Regions from separate parts of the Homo sapiens genome. Here region 2 is linked to region 1. A link is an interaction called in ENCODE POLR2A ChIA-PET data of the cell type or tissue named here. Cell type or tissue: HepG2. All regions are shown on one strand. Region 1 overlaps NCMAP-DT (NCMAP divergent transcript). Region 2 overlaps NIPAL3 (NIPA like domain containing 3).

Region 1 (2,500 bases):
AAGAGTAATTACTCTTGATATTTGCATACACCCTTGTGCAAATATCAAGATTAATTATAGTATTATAGATGGACATTGTGTTAAATGAAAGCATTTACAGTAATTCTAAAGGCCCAGGAAATGGGGTAATCCAGGGAGTGAGAAACCAAGTTTGGGTGAACTCGGACATCCCCCAGCCCTGGGTGTCTCAGTCCTGGTGGTCCCTCAGAATCCCTTGGGGACTTTGGAAAACTCTGCTAAGGTTGCACTTTACAGCCATAGAGCTAGAGGCTCTGCAGTGAGGCCAGACCAGTCATGGGTTTTTATGAGGTGCCCAGGTGATGCTAATGTGTGACCAGGGTTGGGAGCCACTGAGGAGCCCAAGATCATAGAGAGGGAATGACTTGCTCAAGGGCTGGCACCCAAAGTGCTGGGATTAGAGGCGTGAGCCACTGCGCCTGGCCATTTATACTTACTTTTAATTGCATACAGATTAAGGGATGGTTTATGAAGAAATTTCTAGGAAAAGAGTAGTAACTTCTGGGTTTTTGGGTCATTGCCATGGAAAGGGGAGGTAACTCCTGGATGTTGGGTTAGCTGACATGGAACACTGGTGGGTGCATCTCATGGAAAGCTGCTTCTGCCCTGTCCTTATTTTAACTACTCCTCAGTTTGATTCAGCATCCAAGTCCCCCTCCAGAGTCTAGTCCCACCTTCTACCTCATGGCTACTGTTAATGATCCAAAAGGATCCCAGTTATGAAAGATAATAATATGTCAACGTGATGGAAACCCAGTCTATCCTGTCCTCTGCTCTGGTCATTTGCCTTAGGAGGTAGATTCCTCACCTCAGTTCCTTTCAGGAGAACAGTGGGGGCTTTGAGGCTGGTTTAAGATAAATAAAAAGAAAGAAAGCAAAAAGCCAAAAGGAGCCAATGGGCCATCTCTGGCAATTAAAAATCTCTGATCACATGACCAGGTGCAGTGGCTCACGCCTGTAATCCTAGCACTTTTGGAAGCTGAGTGGGTGGATCACTTGAGGTCAGGAGTTTGAGAGCAGGCTGGCCAACATGGTGAAACCCCATCTCTACTAAAAATACAAAGATTAGCTGGGCATAGTGACATATGCCTGTAATCCCAGCTACTTGGGAGGCTGAAGCATGAGAATCGCTTGGACCCGGGAGACAAAGGTTGCAGTGAGCCGAGATTGCATCACTGCACTCCAGCCTGGGTGATAGAGCGAGACCCTGTCTCAAAAACAAACAAACAAAAAAACCACTGTGATCAGGTTTGTCTAACAAATAATCAAATGATCACAATTACAAAAAACAAAACACAATTTCTGAAAAAATATCTGGCATTTGGAAAACCACTGTCCTGCTTTTAGAAAGTTCTTCCTGAGCTGTAGGATTGAGTTTTATTAAACTTATTCTATGGGGACTGGAAGTTACTTTTTCTGGGATATACAGGTGTTCGCTCAGTTAGACACATGCGTGAGTTCATTTGAGTGAACACTTCCTGAGAGCTTAAGTGGGCAAGGCACTGAGCTGGGCTCTGCGAGAGACACAGAGGCTGCGTTCTCTGCTTTTTTCTTATGTGTTCGTTCCCTTACCGGACCTCTCTCCTCCCCATCATGCCAGGTTCCTCATTCTTCCATGTGTTTTACCATCCACTGTGAAATTTCCCCTGTACGTTTTCTACTTCCTAAACTATGTGAAAACTACATTTTTAAACACAGAATTCCTTCCAGTGATTTTTTTTTTTTTTTTTTTTTTGAGACAGAGTCTTGCTCTGTCATCCAGGCTGGAGTGCAATAGCACGATCTCAGCTCACTGCAACCTCCACCTCCTGGGTTCCAGCAATTCTCATGCCTCAACCTCCCGAGTAGCTGGGATTACAAGTGGCTGCCACCATGCCCAGCTAGTTTTTGTATTTTTAGTAGAGAAGGGGTTTCAACATGTTGGCCAGGCTGGTCTCGAACTCCTAACCTCAGGTGATTTGCCTGCCTCAGCCTCCTCCCAAAGTGCAGGGATTACAGATGTGAGCCACTGCACCCGGCATCGTTTATTTATAAAGTCAGAAAATCTAAATAAAAACATGTTATGAAATTATTTCCTTTCTTGGATCTTTAGGTGCTTAAATAGGGAAATGGCACAAAACCAAAATATAAGTGGCTAACCCTATTAAAAATTTAGAGTAATGATAAAATACTGTTCTTTATGTATACTGGCATGTATGATATGTCTCTTCTTATGACGTGGAAGACTGGGATAATTGTGTTGTTTCACATTCAACATCAAGATCATAAGGAAGCTCTGTGGTAAATATCATAAAAACTCTCTGTCTGAAACTCTCTATACCAGAACTTACTTTGGGTACATTTATCAAACATGCTTAAAATCTACTTCTCGTATCTTGCCTGGAGTCAGAATTGAGTGGTGAAAAAAATGAAGACCAGATAAAAATCAGTGCTTACTTATTAGGTCTCTAAACTCGGACTAATTCACCAATGAATAAAATAC
Region 2 (2,500 bases), 110 kb after region 1:
TCTCCTAGATCGCGGGGCTTAGAGAGCTGAGGGCAGGTCTTCCCTGAGAAGGGGCAGTTGGCCAGGGACGGGAGAGGGCAGGAGGACCGAGAGGGAGGCCCACCAACTGAAATCACTATGGATAGCTGTCCTTAACTTCTCTCCCAACAAGGCTCAGCGCTGCCACAGAAGGGAAAGATGTGGAGCCAGGGGACCCCAGTCTAGTCCCAGCTCTGCCACAACCTCACCACACCTGAGATGTGTCCCCCACCTGGAAAAGGTCAGAGCTGGGAACTGATTCTGACTCACCCGATGAGCAGCAAGACAGAATAAAGCCACCTGCAGGCAGAACACGTCCTTCCTGTGGGATGACAGGATCTCAGAGCTAAAAGGCTCGCTGGAGACCTGCCCAGCCAGGGTTTCCCCAGCTGAGTTCCCAGAGATGCTAATGGGGTGCCAAGGCAAGAAAAGCACCATGTAGTTAAAGGCAATGCATCCTCTACCCACTGCTGGGAGGCCCCCAGAGCATGTTAGAGGCTCTCAGGGGAGTTTCTCCTTGTCTAACTCAGGTTCTCAAACTCATTTGGCTCTAGAACTCTTAACCTGGAATCCAGCCATCAGCATCTGGAGTAAACATCTATGACTCTCACTTGACTAACATTTTAATCCTTTCCTTTTCTTCTGATAAACGACACCCTGATTTTGCTGGGGAGGACTCTCCTCCGCCCCCTCCCCATTGGACACGGTCTTATTGGAACTGTCATTCCCAGTGCTCCATCCTCCCTAGACATCACGGCCCAAGTGTGACCCAAGCCAGGCAGCCCAGAATCTCTTTCTCTGGGATCCAGATCTTGGACTGAGAAACACAAAGGCTGAAGAAAGGTTGACTCCCTTCAGCCCAAGGTGAGGCCTGAGCAAATCATTAGTTGTCGCTCCTCAGGACCCTGGGGCCATCCTGGTTCCAGACCTCCTGGTTCCAGACCTTCCTGAAGCCAGGAACAGCCCAATTTTGCTTAAGAACTTGCTTCTGTTACTTGCAACTAAAAAGCTCAACAGAATCAGCACTTTGTGGAAAGCATTTTGGGACATGTTTATTATTAGCCCAACTTCTCATAAACATGAGCGAGGTTTTTTCTTCCCCCTTAGAGCCATGGCTTTGGTGGACAAAAAAGGCAATCTGCTTTTATTTTGTAAAAAGAAATATGTTATTCAAATTTAGTTTTTTGAAATAAAACCTTACCACAGAACTAATTATTATACATCTAACAAATTGTATTTACAAATATAATGAATCTTAGTTTCAATATTTTTTTGAGATGGAGTCTCACTCTGTCGCCCAGGCTGGAGTGCAGTGGCGCAATCTCGGCTCACTGCAAACTCCACCTCCCGGGTTCACGCCATTCTCCTGCCTCAGCCTCCCAAGTAGCTGGGACTACAGGCGCCCGCCACCTCGCCCGGCTATTATTTTGTATTTTTAGTAGAGAGGTGGGTTTCACCGTGTTATCCAGGATGGTCTCAATCTCCTGACCTCATGATCCGACCGCTTCGGCCTCCCAAAGTGCTGGGATTACAGGCGTGAGCCACCACGCCCAGCCAGTTTCAATATTTTAATGCTCCTTGCATACAAAAAATTATTTTATAACTTTCCATTTAAAAAGTCAATTATAGAACATCTGCTTCTGGGAAGATGGAGTAGATGTACTTTTCCCTATTCTTCCTGCTATGTACAACTAAAACCCTGGTCATCACATATAAGGCAAACAAAAGGCTGGGCGCGGTGGCTCACGCCTGTAATCCCAGCAGTTTGGGAGGCCAAGGCGGGTGAATCACCTGAGGTCAGGAGTTCGAGACCAGTCTGGCCAACACGGTGAAACTCCATCTCTACCAAAAAAAATAAACAACCCAAAAATTATCTGGGCGTGGTGGTGGGCGCCTATAATCCCAGCTACTCAGGAGGCCGAGGCAGGAGAATCACTTGAACCCAGGAGGCAGAGGTTGCAGAGAGCCGAGATTGCACCATTGTACTCCAGCCTGGGTGACAAGAGTGAAACTCCGTCTCAAAAAAAAAAAAAGACAAACATAAGACAATTCTGAATGCAGAGAGAAGAAGGCAGACAAGCTAGAAAAGTTGGGACCCCAGGAATGGCATATTGGTGAGCTTCTTGGGTATTCTGTATTCTTTTTGCCTCATACATCCCAAACTTGTAGGCGAAGAAGCCAGCACTCTGGAAATACCAACAGGGGTGGAGCAGGGTAAAAAAAAAACAAAAGCCCCAAGAAAAGCCTCCTCTCACTACCAAAGGACAAGCTGATGGGAAGCTTGGCAAGAAAAACACTTTTAGACAATAACCTCACTATTCTAAACACCACAGAGAACAAGGCATCTGTACATCTGAATGTTTGTGCCCGCTGCCCCCTAAGTTTATATGTTGAAGTCCTAACCCCTAAGGGAATGGTATTAGGAGGTGGTGCCTTTGGGAAGTGACTAGGTCATGCCGGTGGAGCCCTCATGAATGGAATT

What was found. ChIA-PET counts read pairs that join two places held together with the same protein. Peaks named below come from ENCODE experiments on the same cell type or tissue, not always from the same donor. Only the 100,000 strongest peaks of a DNase experiment are listed, where the experiment ranks them.
Region 2: POLR2A ChIA-PET joins it to region 1 with 6 read pairs; 3 of 35 experiments call an interaction of 5 or more read pairs at or near these places.

The regions. Positions count from the first base shown.
Region 1 is chr1:24,548,054-24,550,553 of GRCh38, reverse strand. The region is part of intron 2 of NCMAP-DT (NCMAP divergent transcript); the gene reads left to right. Among named protein-coding and RNA genes, the nearest start is that of NCMAP-DT, 6.7 kb to the left of the region's middle. In HepG2, no CTCF peak of the experiment used is centred here; a DNase peak (open chromatin) is centred at 1,153.
Region 2 is chr1:24,436,044-24,438,543 of GRCh38, reverse strand. All of the region lies in intron 2 of NIPAL3 (NIPA like domain containing 3), which reads right to left. Among named protein-coding and RNA genes, the nearest start is that of NIPAL3, 21 kb to the right of the region's middle. In HepG2, no CTCF peak of the experiment used is centred here; no DNase peak of the experiment used is centred here.